Regions from separate parts of the Homo sapiens genome. Here region 2 is linked to region 1. Evidence: chromatin contacts called from ENCODE Hi-C data. All regions are on one chromosome and are shown on one strand. The core of a region is the stretch at or near the end of the contact, and the rest is flanking DNA. Distances in the headings are between cores, read along the strand shown.

Evidence for each region. Hi-C counts contacts between places; a loop is a spot of excess contacts on that map. Pooled maps may share reads with other maps.
Region 2: a pooled map shows a loop between it and region 1 (3-fold over the local background). The contact joins two enhancer-like sites. A Hi-C loop is called at or near these places in 2 of 168 maps with a recorded cell type or tissue (ascending aorta and sigmoid colon) and 7 of 50 pooled maps.

The regions. Positions count from the first base shown.
Region 1 is chr22:23,161,893-23,168,518 of GRCh38, reverse strand. It overlaps RAB36 (RAB36, member RAS oncogene family), which reads right to left. Exons shown (of 11, transcript NM_004914.5): 11 at 2,856-6,626. It also overlaps a transcript of RSPH14 not described here. Among named protein-coding and RNA genes, the nearest start is that of BCR, 15 kb to the left of the region's middle. RefSeq lists an enhancer at 1,364-1,865. Within about 2 kb of position 4,703, at least 4 of the 41 ENCODE cell types and tissues checked have a DNase peak (open chromatin) inside an H3K27ac peak, as active enhancers do.
Region 2 is chr22:23,514,851-23,522,287 of GRCh38, reverse strand. No RefSeq gene overlaps it. Among named protein-coding and RNA genes, the nearest start is that of LINC02557, 5.2 kb to the right of the region's middle. RefSeq lists a silencer at 147-506. Within about 2 kb of position 3,392, at least 2 of the 41 ENCODE cell types and tissues checked have a DNase peak (open chromatin) inside an H3K27ac peak, as active enhancers do.

The sequences.
Region 1 (6,626 bases), core at 3,454-5,953:
CAGGTGTCTGTGTGTGTGTGTGGCGGGGAGCGGTGCCCAGGGTCCACCCAGTCTCCAGGAGCCGCTTCTCCCTCAGGAGAGGAGGGGTCCCTCTCTGTGCTGTGAGTTTCTTCCTCTGAAACCCCCCACATGTCTTCTCTCATCCCTGTCCTGGGCTCCCTTGGTTGCTGTGTCTCTCTGCAGTCCCCTCCAAGCCTGGGATTCCTTGGCTACCTGTCAGCATCCCCGGGGGCCCAGGACTTCAAGAGCTGGAGGGAGCTGCCTCCCAGTCTAGCCCTGCCTGTGTGGACCCAGGGCTTATGCCCCATGCCAAGCCTGGCTCACCTGTGAAAATGGGGTCGGGCTGGCATCTGCCGTGTGGGCTGCGGGAGGAGTGAATGGGAGAATGCAAAGGGCTGGGCCAGAAAGGGGGCTCCAGGAAAGCTGAATGCATGAACAAGTAAGAATTAGTGCAGCCTGGGCAACACAGACCCTATCTCTGTGAAATTAAAAAAAAAATTAAAAATTAGCTGGGCATGCTGGCTCATTCCTGTAGTCCCAACAACTTGGGAGGCTGGGGTGGGGGGATTGCTTGATGATGGAAAGTTGCACTGAGCTATGATCACGCCATTGCACTCCAGCCTGGGTAACAATGCGAGACCCCATCTCAAAAAAAATGAGAATTAGTCAATGAAGCCAGGTGCAGTAGTGCACCTGTAGTCCCAGCTGTTCAGAAGGCTGAGACAGGAGGATTGCTTGAGACCGGGAGTTTGAGGCCAGCCCAGGCAACACAGCGAGACCCTGGCTGTGTTGCCTTAAAAAAAAAAATAAATTAATTAAAAAAAGAGTTAATGAATGAGTGAACGTGTCAATTTAACCGATCCTCTGTCCATTTCAGTATTCAGTTACCTAGATTGTAGGTGACCTGAGTTCTCCTGGGTTAAGATGCCCTGCATCCCTCCAGAGAGTGAGGTTTGTCTGACAGTGGTCCATCCCATCCCCCAGGCTGAAATGTGAGTCGAATGGATCCTGCTGGCCTCCTCTCCACTCCAGAGGCCTGCAGCAGGGCTGGGAGGAGGGGGAGGCAGGCAGGCACCCAGGGGACAGGGTTGAAAGATGCTGAGAGCAACTGCCTTGCTCCGGTCCCTGTGGAGCCTCTGTCAACCATGGCTGCTGGGCTGGGAAGGACAGAATCATAGACTCACATTGTGAGGGTGCAGGGAGCGGCAGTGAAGGGGAAGGCTCAGCTGGGGGACCCTGAGGAGGGCTGAGCTTGGTTGGGGCCATGCGAATAAACTCCTTTTGGGGTTCGACCCTGGGTGGCAGTGTGCTGGGGCAACTGACTGAGAGACATTGAGCCCCAGGGGTGAGGGCACCTGCAGCAGATTCCCACTGGGATTAGACTCCAAGTGGGGTTGGCAGCAGAGGCAGGGGAGGGACCAGGAGTTCAGAGGAGGAGGAGGTGCTCAGGTGTGTCCCATCTCTTCAGCTGTCTGCACCTCAGTCTCCCCACCTGTCAGGCGGGGACAGGGCGGGGGTGGTAGTGAGCCCACAGCATTGCTGTGGTTAAACGAGCTTCCAGAGCACCTCACTGCATACGGGGCTGGCACAAAGAGCGTGCTCCATAAATGTGGCCTCTTGCTACTCCCCCAGGAGGCACCCCACTCCTGGATGACTTCTGCTTTGGGGAACAGTGGGTCAGAATTTCCACTGCAAGTGGGTTCCAGTGGGTGGTGGGTGGTGGTGCCTGCTGGGGTCAGGGGTGACCTGGGCTCTGGCCTCGCCCTCTTGGGATCCAAGGTGTAGAGCACCAGTTAACAACATCGTGTGAGGCTGCACTGTGAGACTAGCCGTGCACTCATTCCAAGGCTTACTTAGTAGGCTGGTGCTGGGGATGCAGCAGTGAACAAGGCAGACCACCAAGGCCACCAGGACGGTAAGGGAATTGTAAAGAGACCAGGATAGGGATCAAGGGCAACCTGACCCAGCTGGAGAGGCTAAAGCAGGCTTTCTTGAGGAAGCACCTCTATGCTGAGTTCATTGGCAAAGGTCAGGGTAAGGAGCTGTTGCTTAGGGAGAAAGCCCTTGCTTTGCCTCAGGACAAAAAAGGAGCAGACATTGGGACACAGCCCTTCATCTTACTCTCTCCCTTAGTTCCCTATATTGCACCCCACCCCCCCATATTGGCCCCCAATGCATCAGACCTCCAGTTCTTCACACCCTTATGAAATCCCCTCCCACACTGACTCTGGACTTTGGACATTTGGCCAAAATGCCCCATTTTGGCCAAATATAGCAAGTGTGATGTAAACAGAGGCTTGATAAGCACTTACACATTGGGGCTTGTCTCTGGAAACACTCCTTTTTTTTTTTTTTTTTTTTTTTTTTTTTTAAAAGACAGAGTCTCACTCCGTCACCCAGGCTGGAATGCAGTGGCAAGATCTCGGCTCACTGCAACTTCCACCTCCCAGGTTCAAGTGATTCTCCTGCCTCAGCCTCCCAAGTAGCTGGGACTACAGGTGCGTGCCACCATGCCTGGCTAATTTTTTGTATTTTTAGTAGAGACAGGGTTTCACCATGTTAGCCAGGATGGTCTCTATCTCCTGACCTCGTGATCCGCCCGCCTTGGCCTCCCAAAGTGCTGGGATTACAGGCATGAGCCACTGTGCCCAGCCTGGAAACAGTCCTTTTTAGAAACCAGCCACCACACTGTGAGGAAGCCCAAGCTGCCATGTGGCAAGGCCCTGCCAAGCATTCAGGTAGAGCCACACCACCTGCCACTCATATGAGGGAGGCCATTTTGGACTCTGGGAGAGTCATCCTAGTGGCCCAGCTACCAAGCAGGGAGCGGAAGAATAGCTGGTCAAATCATAGAATCATGAGAAATAATACATGCTTGTTGCTTTAAGCAATGAAGTTTTGGAGTGATTTGTTACATAGTACTAAATAGCACAAACATTTTTCTGCCCGAAGTCCAATTCTTTCCTGTGCCCAGAGCCTCTCTAGCTGGCATGAAGTGTCCTTCCCGAGACCTGTTCAGTTCTGCCCTGAAACTTTCTGTGGCTGGCTCCTACCAAGCTCTTCCCAAGATCAGAACATATCCTCCAGCCCCAAACCGCCTTCACTGGCTGATGCCCTGTGAGGGTCTCTGGGTCAGACAGGACTGGGGTTTGCAAGTGAGGGATGAGGCACAACTGTCCCTGGCCACCAAGGAGAGCCAAGCACAGGATTGTTCCCCAGGCAGGTGTAAGTTTCGTGTGGTGGCATCTGGGTCAGAGTGCAATCTGTCTGCTGGGAACATGGTCTTGTTTGAGCAACCTTCTTGCTTCCCTGCCTTCTTTACACATCTATTGAGCACCTACTGTGGGCCCTTCCTCCCAGAGGTGCTAGGGGAGACAGTAGAGGTGATGAGGTCACTGTCCTGGCTCTTGGGGTTCCACAGATGGGTGGGGGAGAAAGCCCAGATGTGACCAATCACACTCAAGGTATCAAGTGCTGCGAGAGCTGTGGGGGTGTCCACAGAGGCCTCTCTGGGAGTAGGGGTGTCCCAGCCGTTGGGCACAGAAGAGGGGTCTGGCATCTGCAGACTGCATTGTGACCAGGGATGAAACTGGAGCACAGGGGCCTGTGGGGGTGGGGTGGGCTGGGTGGTGAGGAGCCTCGAAAGCCAGAGCGAGAGCACCCTGGGACCTAGCCCTGGGGAGCCAGGAAGTGACAGGAGAGGACCTGCTTCAGGTACGTGTCTCCAGCAGAAGAGACAGGTGAACGGAAGGACACACAGATGGACAGAGAGCAGGAAAGGGTCCAGGGAAACAGGGAAGAGGAAAAAGGCGTTTCGGCAGCACTTGGACGCGGTCACTGTGGTCATTGCCGCACCTTGGCTGCAGGGGGCTGCTTGCCTGGGCCCACAAGACCAGACCAACAGAAAGTGCCTCTGCCCAGGAAACTTACTGCCCGATGCTGGGAAAGAAGGAAATGTCTTCATTAAATCATCAAAGTGAGGGTGCGCAAACCACCCTGAAGCAATTCTGACCGAGAAGATGCTGCATCAACTTGGGGTGGGGGGACAACTGAGCCCCTTGCGTTTCCGTGGCGACCTTACTCTTCTGTCCTCCCAGGCCAAATATCAAAGTTCGAGAGGCCACAACTATGTCAGTCAGGGTGTGTGGGAATCAGCTGGCACATTGCAGGAGGTAATATGAGGACGATTTAATCAAGGACCATTTACAGAGGTGGGGGTGTACGTGAGGCAGTACAGCTCTAGCTCAGAAGCTGGTAACAGCTGGACACCACACCCACCCCCGCAAACATATCCTGGAGGCCCGAAGGGGCAAGGGAAGGGAGCTGTGGAGAACGACAGTCCACCATGGGCAGGTTCTCCCGTCCTGTGAAGCTTATGCCCAGCAAACCTGGTCTTCCTAATGGACCCCAATGCTGTCTGCCCGACCACAGGCTGCATTTAGTGGACCAGGCTGGGGGCCGCAGTCGGGAGAAGGGCCTTCCTGAGTACGCAAAGCTATAACTACAAGAATGGCCACTGCAGCACCATTGGCAAGAGCTAAAAGCTGGACACAAGCCGGATGGCCCGCGGATGGGGAGGGTCAAATGAACTACAATCCATCCACATGAAAACTGGGCGCTGCTACAGGAAGGAGGCTCCTTGTGTGCCATCAGGGAGAGGCCTTGGCGCCAGCTCCCTAGGAAGGCAGGCTGCCAGGCAGTATGTCCAGAAGGAGCTCACTCTGGTGAAAACAACAAACAAGCCATCAACACTAGCTGTGCAGGCAAAGGCACAGAGTCCAGAAGGAATAGTCCTGACTGTTAGCAGAGCTAACAGTCTTTCCTGCTCTCTGTCCATCTGTGTGTCCTTCCATTCATCCATCTCTTCTGCTGGAGACACTTCAGGGGCGCAGCTAATGTGGCGGGGGGGGGGCTTTCACCTTGTATTTTATATGCTTTGTACTGTCTTTGTTCACACTAAACATACAACCCCTTTAAAAGTCATTTATGGAGGCCGGACGCGGTGGCTCAGGCCTGTAATCCCAGCACTTTGGGAGGCCGAGGCGGGCAGATCACGAGGTCAGATCATCGAGACCATCCTGGCTAACACGGTGAAACCTCTCTCTACTAAAAATATAAAAAATTAGCCCGGCATGGTCACACGTGCCTGTAGTCCCAGCTACTCGGGAGGCTGAGGCAGGAGAATGGCATGAACCCGGAAGGGGAAGCTTGCAGTGAGCCAAGATCGTGCCATTGCACGCCAGCCTGGGTGACAGAGACTCCATCCCGCCGCCCAAAAGAAAACATAAAAATGAATAAAATCATTTATGGCCGGGCATGGTGGCTCACCCTTGTAATCCCAGCACTTCGGGAGGCCGAGGTGGGCAGGTCACCTGAGATCAGGAGTCCGAGAGCAGCCTGACCAACATGGAGAAACCCCATCTCTACTAAAAATACAAAATTAGCCAGGCATGGTGGTGCATGCCTGTAATCCCAGCTACTTGGGAGGCTGAGGCAGGAGAATCGCTTCAACCTGGGAGGCAGAGGTTGCACTGAGCCGAGATTACGCCATTGCACTCCAGCCTGGGCAACAAGGGTGAAACTCCATCTCAAAAAAAAAAAAAAGTCATTTATATAAAAAACTACAAAAAATATGTTGAAGGGGGAATGAATAGAAAAAGATGCCAGTGTTCTTCCCTAACTGGTATTTGGCAATCGCTGAGCTGAACATTTACAGGGCAGCTGCAGTGTGCCAGGCCCTAGGAGAGCAGTACTGATCAGAAGGCTGCCTGCAAGGTGCTCGCCATCTACGGGAAGCAACAGCACGAGACGGGTGGGATGAGTGGGCATAGCCAGGTGACAGGGGCCTGGGGCTGTGGGGCTGGTTCATAGCAGTGAGAAAACCCTGTGGATGAGCATACTGGGCAGAGAGGCTGGGGAATGTGTGGGGTATTTCTGTCTGCTCTGCATGTGCAGGAGGCGGTGTTGGAGACAGGAACATGCTAGACTTGGCAGGGCCTCTGAAGTCCTCTAAAGGTGCATGGACACCATTACAAAGGTCCTAAGAGATGTATAGGCCAATGAGAGAGGGATGGAGAGGCAGCAGTGGGCACAGGCCCAGCATGAGTGCCAGAGGAGGGCAGTGCCATGTTCAAGGGCTGCAGAGTGAGTTACCCTAGGACAGCTGTGCAGTCTGCCTCCCGCAGCACACAGGTAAATGCACTGTCCAGGTGGGCCAGAAAGGCCTGAGTGGTTGTTCTGCACATCCTGGCCCACGGACCAGGAGGGCAGGACCTAGGGATCTCAGAGGTGCCAGAGATAGCCCTTCAGCCAGAACAGGTCTAAGAGACATTTTGTCCATTGTCCTCCAGAGGTGCTGGTCTGCCCAGGAACCTTGAGCATCCGTGGCAGAAGGACAGTGAGGCCTGAAGCTCTGAGACCCAGAACCATAAGTCCTGCTGACAACAGAAAACTCCCAGGGGGAATGGCAGGTGGCCTCTCCTTCAGGTGCTGACTTTGACAAGTCCAGGTTGCCTGGAACACTGTGACGGATCCTGGGGACACATCCAAGATCGCTGGGAAAGAGTGCAGGGTTGACTGCTGATGTGGGCCATGGCCGAGTAGTATAGACCGACGCAGGAGTTTGC
Region 2 (7,437 bases), core at 2,143-4,642, 360 kb before region 1:
CGCCCGGCGGTTACAATGTTTTTTAATAAGCACACCCCATCAATCTCCCTCCCGGGCCCTGGGCACCGGGGAGGAGGGGTAAGGGTGGGGGGCACCGGGGCTCGCTGCTTGGGGGGCCCAGGATACAGGCGGAGGACGCCCGGGAAAAGAGGGGAAAACACAGCAAGTGAGAGACGAGGGGGCTCGAGCGGCCAGGGTCAGGCGAGCTAGCGGAGCCGGAAAGCGGCCGCAGAGAGTAACATCGTTGCCATAGCGACGTGCCCGCGAGGAACAGCGGCCAAGGCGCCCGCACCGCCCGGCCCCTCCCACCAGCCCGTTGCCACGGAGACCGGGCCGGAGTGGCGCCGCGCTGTCTGCCGCGGCCTCCGGCGCCCCGACCTGCGCATTCGCAGCGGGACCTTGGGGGGCGCCGTGGGAGTGCCCTGGCGCCGCGCCGCGCCGGGGCCATCCGGACCCCTAGGCCTATTCCCGCCGCCTGCTCGGGTGGTGGTGGGGGGAGGGAAAAGACAAACTGTTCTTTGTTTGCCTTTGGAAAGCCGGCCTGCCTTTGTTCCGGGCGGGTTCGTTGGTTTCCAGGCGTTGAAGGCTGGGAGAGGAGGGGGTAGGGATCCCGGCCCAGCGGTCCCAGACGTTTTCGGAACTACAGACCCTGGGCTCAGCGCGGGGTCGCCGAGGGGACGCGGGCCACCAGCCCTATCCTCCGGAGCTCAGGCGCAGTCCAGGCTTCCCAGGCCCCGGGGCTGCCCTCCCGGAGCCTGACCTCCCCTGGGGGTGGGGGTGCTGCCCTGGGGCCCCCTTCCTGGGTTTCCTGGTCCTTCTGTCCACGTATCTCACTCCCCCATTGAACCGGCAAAGAGCACAAAGCAGAAAAGACATCCTTGCCGCCCCAGGCTCCCCCATCTAGCAGAAAACTCTGAAACAGTCCTCACCCCTCCCAAAGTTGAGAGAAACGTGGATGTTCCATAAACAAAACCCGCCCTCCAGCAGCATGTTTAAGTGGAGGCGACCTCGCGTGGGTGTGCGTGTGTGTATGTGTGCGTGTCTGCGTGCGCCGGGGACGCGCGATCATCTCTCAGGCTGTTTGTGGATAATTTTTTTCTCTAGATTTTGTTTGTTTTTAATAAGGATCAGAGGTCTGGGCTGTGGGGAAGGGGCAAGGGTCATCTCGGATGGCCAGGCCGGGAGGTACCAGGGGGACAGGTCTCCGGGCCTGGCCTGCCGAGCGAGGCGGGATCCGGAGCCGCCCCATCTGGCCCTACTCCCGGCAGTGGCTGGTGGGAGTCAGTGGGGACCGGCTCCGTGGGCTGCTCCTGGGGTATGGCCCCAGAGAGGAGCCAAGCCAAAGAATACGATTTCTCTCCCCTGCACAGGGCAGCTGTCATTTCCCCGGCCCCTGTCCTGGCCATAAGGGCCAAGAGAGAAGGCAAGCAGAGTGGCTCGGGTCTCTGGGGCTTTCTACACTGGAAAGGGAGGTTTTTGTTTTTTTGTACAAGGCAGACTTCAACTTTCAGCGAGCAGGCTGACCAGATGGGAATGTAGGGAGGGTGTGCGGGGAAAGGGGACCCCCCTGCTTCAAACTACCTCCCTGCCATCATTGCCTACCAGCCTGGGCCCCCACTGCGGCCCTGTGCTGGCTGAAGGGAGGGAGGGGCTGGGGCTGATGTTTCTTCTTTCCTACTCCCTCCTTCTTTCTAGATGTGAGAAAGGAACCCCGCCCTGTAGGGGAAGCTTGTCTGGTGTCCAGAAGACTTAGGGTCCATGGGCCGGGTGTGGTGGCTCAAGCCTGTAATCCCAGCACTTTGGGAGGCCGAGGAGGGCAGATCACGAGGTCAGGATATCGAGACCATCCTGGCTAACACGGTGAAACCCCGTCTCTACTAAAAAATACGAAAACTTAGCCGGGTTGCGGGGTGGCGGGCACCTATAGTCCCAGCTACTCGGGAGGCTGAGGCAGGAGAATCGCTTGAACCTGGGAGGCGGAGGTTGCAGTGAGCCGAGATCACGCCATTGCACTCCAACCTCGGCAACAAGAGTGAAACTCCAACCTCGGCAACAAGAGTGAAACTCCATCTCAAAAAAAAGAAAGACTTAGGGTCCACAGTGGCAGTCTGGGTGTTGTATTGCCATCTCTCCTTGAAGGAGAAGATGAACACTTGGTGGGAGGGCGCCTGGGAGCTGTTGCTGCAGTGTAGAGAAGCCCCATCTTGGCCCAGCGGGCAGCAGCCTGTGCTGAGAATGGGGACTCCAGGACCAGAGAGGCCTGGCAGTGGATCCTGGCTCTGCCAAAACCACTGCTTGTGCATCTGGACGACGGGGACAGCGCAGTGCCCCTGTCACAGATGGTGATGGCTCCTGGCGGTGGTGCACAGAAGCTCGTGGCATGGCATCTGGTGCACAGTAGGTGCTAGAACATGGAATCTGTCATTGGAGCTGGTGTGACCCAAGATGGCCACCTTGGGTCTCTGACACTCCGGGGCTGGCTGTGTCCCAGGACAGGTTCATCTTTGGTCAAGCCTCCAGGAAAAGAGCACTGGACTGGGGTCAGGAGAAGCAGAGGCCATGGGTTCTGTCACCAACCAACTGTGTAATCCGACACAAGTCCCTGAGCTGCTTTGAGCCTCAGTCTTCCCATCTTGCAAATGGGGATAATAATCACAACCACCACTGACTGTGAACTTACTCAGTGCCAGGCACTCCACCGAGGCCTGTACATTGCCTTATCTAATTCGACCCTCAAAGCAACCAAGTGAGGTAAAGACTAGATCCCAGTTTCACAGATGAAGGGACAGAGCCTCAGAGAAGTGAAGCCACATGCTGGGGACACACAGCTGGAAGGTGGTGCAGTCTCCATCACACACCCCTGAGAGCGAGTGTCCAGCTGCTGCTCCTGTCTCTGTTGTTCCCCCGCTCTTCCTGCTCACCTCCTGTACTTTTTGGTGGCTCAGGCCACAGCCCTCCCTTTGTATTTGAACCCTTGGATCCAGCCATTGTGGAATCTTCTGAGTCTGGTGGAGATCCAGCCCCCTCAGTGGGAGACATCCTCAGGGGTAGATGGGGGCTTCAGGAAAGCCAGGTGGGCCCCACATGGTCCCCACAGTCAACCCGGCAGCCCCCAGCCGATCTGCCATCCACTGAGTCTCCCCCTGCCGTTTACACCGAAGGGTTGGGGTTCCTAACCCACCCAGGTGGACGCGTGGCCTCCAGATGGTGCAGTTAATCCCGCTGGAAGCCGTACATCAGCGTGATTGTCCCAGCTTCCCTTCTCCTCCCCTCCTCCGCGCTGTCACCTCTGAGGAGCTAGTGGGAGAAGCGCCCCTCCAGCCCCCCGCTCCCGTCCCAGGCTTTGTTCCTGCTCAGTAGCCGGAACAGGAAGTGGCCCAGTCACGGTCTCCATAGCCCATGTTTGAATCTCAGCCCTGTCACTGCCCAGCACGGTGGCTTTGGCCAAGCATTTCATCTCCTGTTATCCTGTTTCCTCATCCATGAAATAGGGTGGGTCACAGCGCCTCCCTGATCCCAAAGATGGGGGCTGCTGTGTATGAGCGCTCCACCGTGGACCTGGCTCCCAGGGATCCTGGGATATGTAACAAGTGCTTACTTTGGGCTAGGTGTTGTAAATGCTTTAGCTCAGCAAATCCTCAAACAAGCACGTTAATGACCCTGTTTTATAGGTGGAGAAGCCGCCACTCCGAGAAGGGAAGTAAGTTGCCCAAGGCCACACAGCCAATTAGCAGAAGAACTGGGATTAAACCAGGCAGGCCTGTGCAGCTCTAAAGACCTCGCTGTAACCTTAGGTTCCTGGCCCTCCCTACTGAGCTCCTCTGAGGCTACCAAACCAGTGTCTGCAGTGACAGCATCTTTAGCCTTCCCTGGGGCTGCTGGGCTAATAGGGCCTTAATAAAGCCAGCAGAGGCATCTGCAGCTTTGCAGGGCAGGAGCTGAGGGGCCTGGTGCAGAAGATGTGTCCTGATGAAAATATCAGGTGGGGAGGGGGAGGGGACCATGGGGTGAGCCGCCTGCTCATGTCTCCAGCTTCCTGACCTCTGTGGCTGAGTCACTGGAAGCCTCCAGGTGCAGGGGACAATCAATTCCATCACTCATTCCATCCATGTTGGCTTACTTCCTTTCATCCATCCATCCATCCATCCATCCATCCATCCATCCTCCCAATCACTCATCCTCCCTCCCGTGCTGCCATGCATCCACCCATCCATGAATCCACTCAGCTACCCATTCCTTCCCTCCTTTCCTCCTTTCATTCTCTCCTTCCTTCTGCCCATCTGTCCATCCAGTGTTTACTGAGCACCTATCTTGAGCCAAGCCTTATGTGACGTGCCCAGGTTCCTCCCTCTGAGGGACTCACATTCTCAAAAGGATGCAAAACAACTAACCCCAAGTGCCCAGGGCCCTAGGAGAGGAGAGGGCATCTCAGGGGCTCTGACACTGGGCTCTGCACACCTTCCTCAGCCAAGGCCGCCAGGTGACCTTGGGCCGATCACACTCCCTGGGGACCTCTCTTCTACATATTCAAAAAAGGGTGTGCTTGTCCATTCGGCTGTTATGACAAAATACCTTAGACTGGGTTATTTATAAACAAATTTATTGTTCACAGTTCTGGAGGCTGGGAAATCCAAGATGAATGTGCCTGCAGATTCGGTGTCTGATGAGGGCCGTTTCCTCATAGATGCCTTATAGCCTTGTCCTCACGTGGTGGAAGGGGTGAGCAGGCTCCCCAGGCCTCTTGCCTAAGAGCATGAATTCCATTCATGAGGATAGAGCCCTCATGACCTAATCACCTCCCAGAAGCCTCACCTCTTTTTTTTTTTTTTTTTTTTGAGACGGAGTCTCACTCTGTTGCCCAGGCTGGAGTGCAGTGGCGCGATCTCAGCTCACTGCAAGCTCCACCTCCCGGGTTCACACCATTCTCCTGCCTCAGCCTCCCCAGTAGCTGGGACTACAGGCGCCCCCCCACCATGCCTGGCTAATTTTTTGTATTTTTAGTAGAGATGGGGTTTCACCGTGTTAGCCAGGATGGTCTTGATCTCCTGACCTCGTGATCCACCCACTTCGGCCTCCCAAAGTGCTGGGATTACAGGCGTGAGCCATTGCCCCAGGCCAGAATCCTCACCTTTTAATACACATTGCAGATAATGGTGTTTTTTTGTTTTGGTTTGGTTTGGTTTGGTTTTTGTTTGTTTGTTTTGAGACAGGGTCTCCCTCTGTCACCCAGGCTGCAGTGCAGTGACCTCATCTTGACTCACTACAGTCTCGGCCTCCCAGGTTCAAGCAATCCTCCCTCCTCAGCTTCCCGAGTAGCTGAGATTACAGGTATGTGCCACCACACCTGGCTAATTTTTGCATTTTTTGTAGAGACGGGGTTTCACCATGTTGGCCAGGCTGGTCTGGAACTCCTGACCTCAGGTGATCCACCCGCCTCAGCCTCCCAAGGTGCTGGGATTACAGGCATGAGCCACCAAGCTTGACGCAGATTATGTCTTGACATACGAATTTTGGGGGGAGGGGGGTCAGGTCATGGTAAATGTGGTGCATTGTGATGTCTCCTATTCTGTATTTCTACAATCCCAAACAGGTGAGTAAGAACCCAACTAACTACTCCCCCGAGCACCCATTCCCACCCCGGCCTCTGGGATCTGCCTCCAACACCTGCAGGTTCCCCAGATTGAGGTCCAGGTCCGCTCCAATTGACCCAGACAAGCTGCGGTGGGACCTGGCAGAGGTGGGGGCCGGGGCAGAGCACTGGACTCAGAAGCAAGAGGCCAGGGGCGGGGTCTGGCTCTGTCCTGTGATGTGTGACCCTGAGGAAATGGCATTCCAGAGCTCAGATGAAATACCTTAGAGACTCGGGAAATGTCAGCTGTTGGGGGCATTACTGTTATAATTATTGCTGTCATATTGTTGCTACAAAAGAAGCTGGTTAGAGCCACTGGCTTTGGGAGGCATCGTTCATTCGGTGGTTACCACTCGTTCACCCACTCACTCAATAAAAATTTATTACTGTGGCTGGGCATGGTGGCTCACACCTGTAATCTCAGCACCTTGGGAGGCCGAGGCGGGCGGATCACCTGAGGTCAGGAGTTCGAGACCAGCCTGGCCAACATGGTGAAACCCTGTTTCTACTAAAAATACAAAAATTAGCCAGGCATGGTGGCGGGCACCTGTAATCCCAGCTATTTGGGAGGCTGAGGCAGGAGAATCGCTTGAACCCTGGAAGCCGAGGTTGCAGTGAGCTGAGATTGTGCCATTGCACTCCAGCCTGAGCAACCAGAGCAAAACTCTGTCTCAAAAAAAAAAAAAAAAATGGCCAGGTAAGGTGGCTCACGCCTGTAATCCCAGCACTTTGGGAGGCCGAGGCGGGTGGATCATGAGGTCAGCAGATCGAAACCATCCCGGCTAAGACGGTGAAACCCCATCTCTACTAAAAATACAAAAACTTAGCCAGGCATGGTGGCGGGTGCCTGTAGTCCCAGCTATTTGGGAGGCTGAGGCAGGAGAATGGCGTGAACCCAGGAGGCGGAGCTTGCAGTGAGCCGAGATCGCACCACTGCACTGCAGCCTGGGCGATAGAGCAACACTCCAACTCAAAAAAAAAAAAAATTTATTACCGTGATCTGTGCCACGTGTTGGGCCCTGAGCCAAGTGCTGGGGAAGATACTAGGTAAGACAGGATCCTGCCCTCCAGAGAGGGCGTTGAACAGGTAGGTGTCACCTCGATTGCCAGGTCCCCATTTAATAGAGGCTGTGTTGAGGATTCTGAGACTACATCTCGGCTTAGAGGGAAAGAGTGCTGTGATCAATTAGTAATGTCTGCCACATTCACAGGGAGAGGAGTCTACACTAAGGCATTTCCTGGCCTTAACACTAAAGAATAGGCAGGATTGGCCGGGCGCAGTGGCTCACGCCTGTAATCCCAGCGCTTTGGGAGGCTGAGGCAGGTGGATCACGAGGTCAGGAGATCGAGACCTTCCTGGCTAACACAGTGAAACCCCGTGTCTACTAAAAATACAAAAAAATTAGCCAGGCGTGGTTGCAGGTGCCCGTAGTCCCAGCTGCTGGGGAGGCTGAGGCAGGAGAATGGTGTGAACCCGGGAGGCGGAGCTTGCAGTGAGCCAAGATCGCACCACTGCACTCCAGCCTGGGAGACAGAGCAAGACTCCGTCTCAAAAAAAAAAGAATAGGCAGGATCTCAGACAGGAGACCCTCGTGACTGTGTGACTGTGGTTGCCTGACACACGACCAGAGACAGCAAGTCATTGACCTACTGCTTGCCTCGTTTTACCTGTTTGCGAAGCAGAGATGCCAACATGGGACTCACTGCATTTTTAGAAGGAGCTAGAGCTGGACAGCCCAGCCTTCCTGTTTTAACCCAGCCTCCTCTGGGCTGGAGTGAGGATCAAGTGTGAGATGCCCCTAAATGGA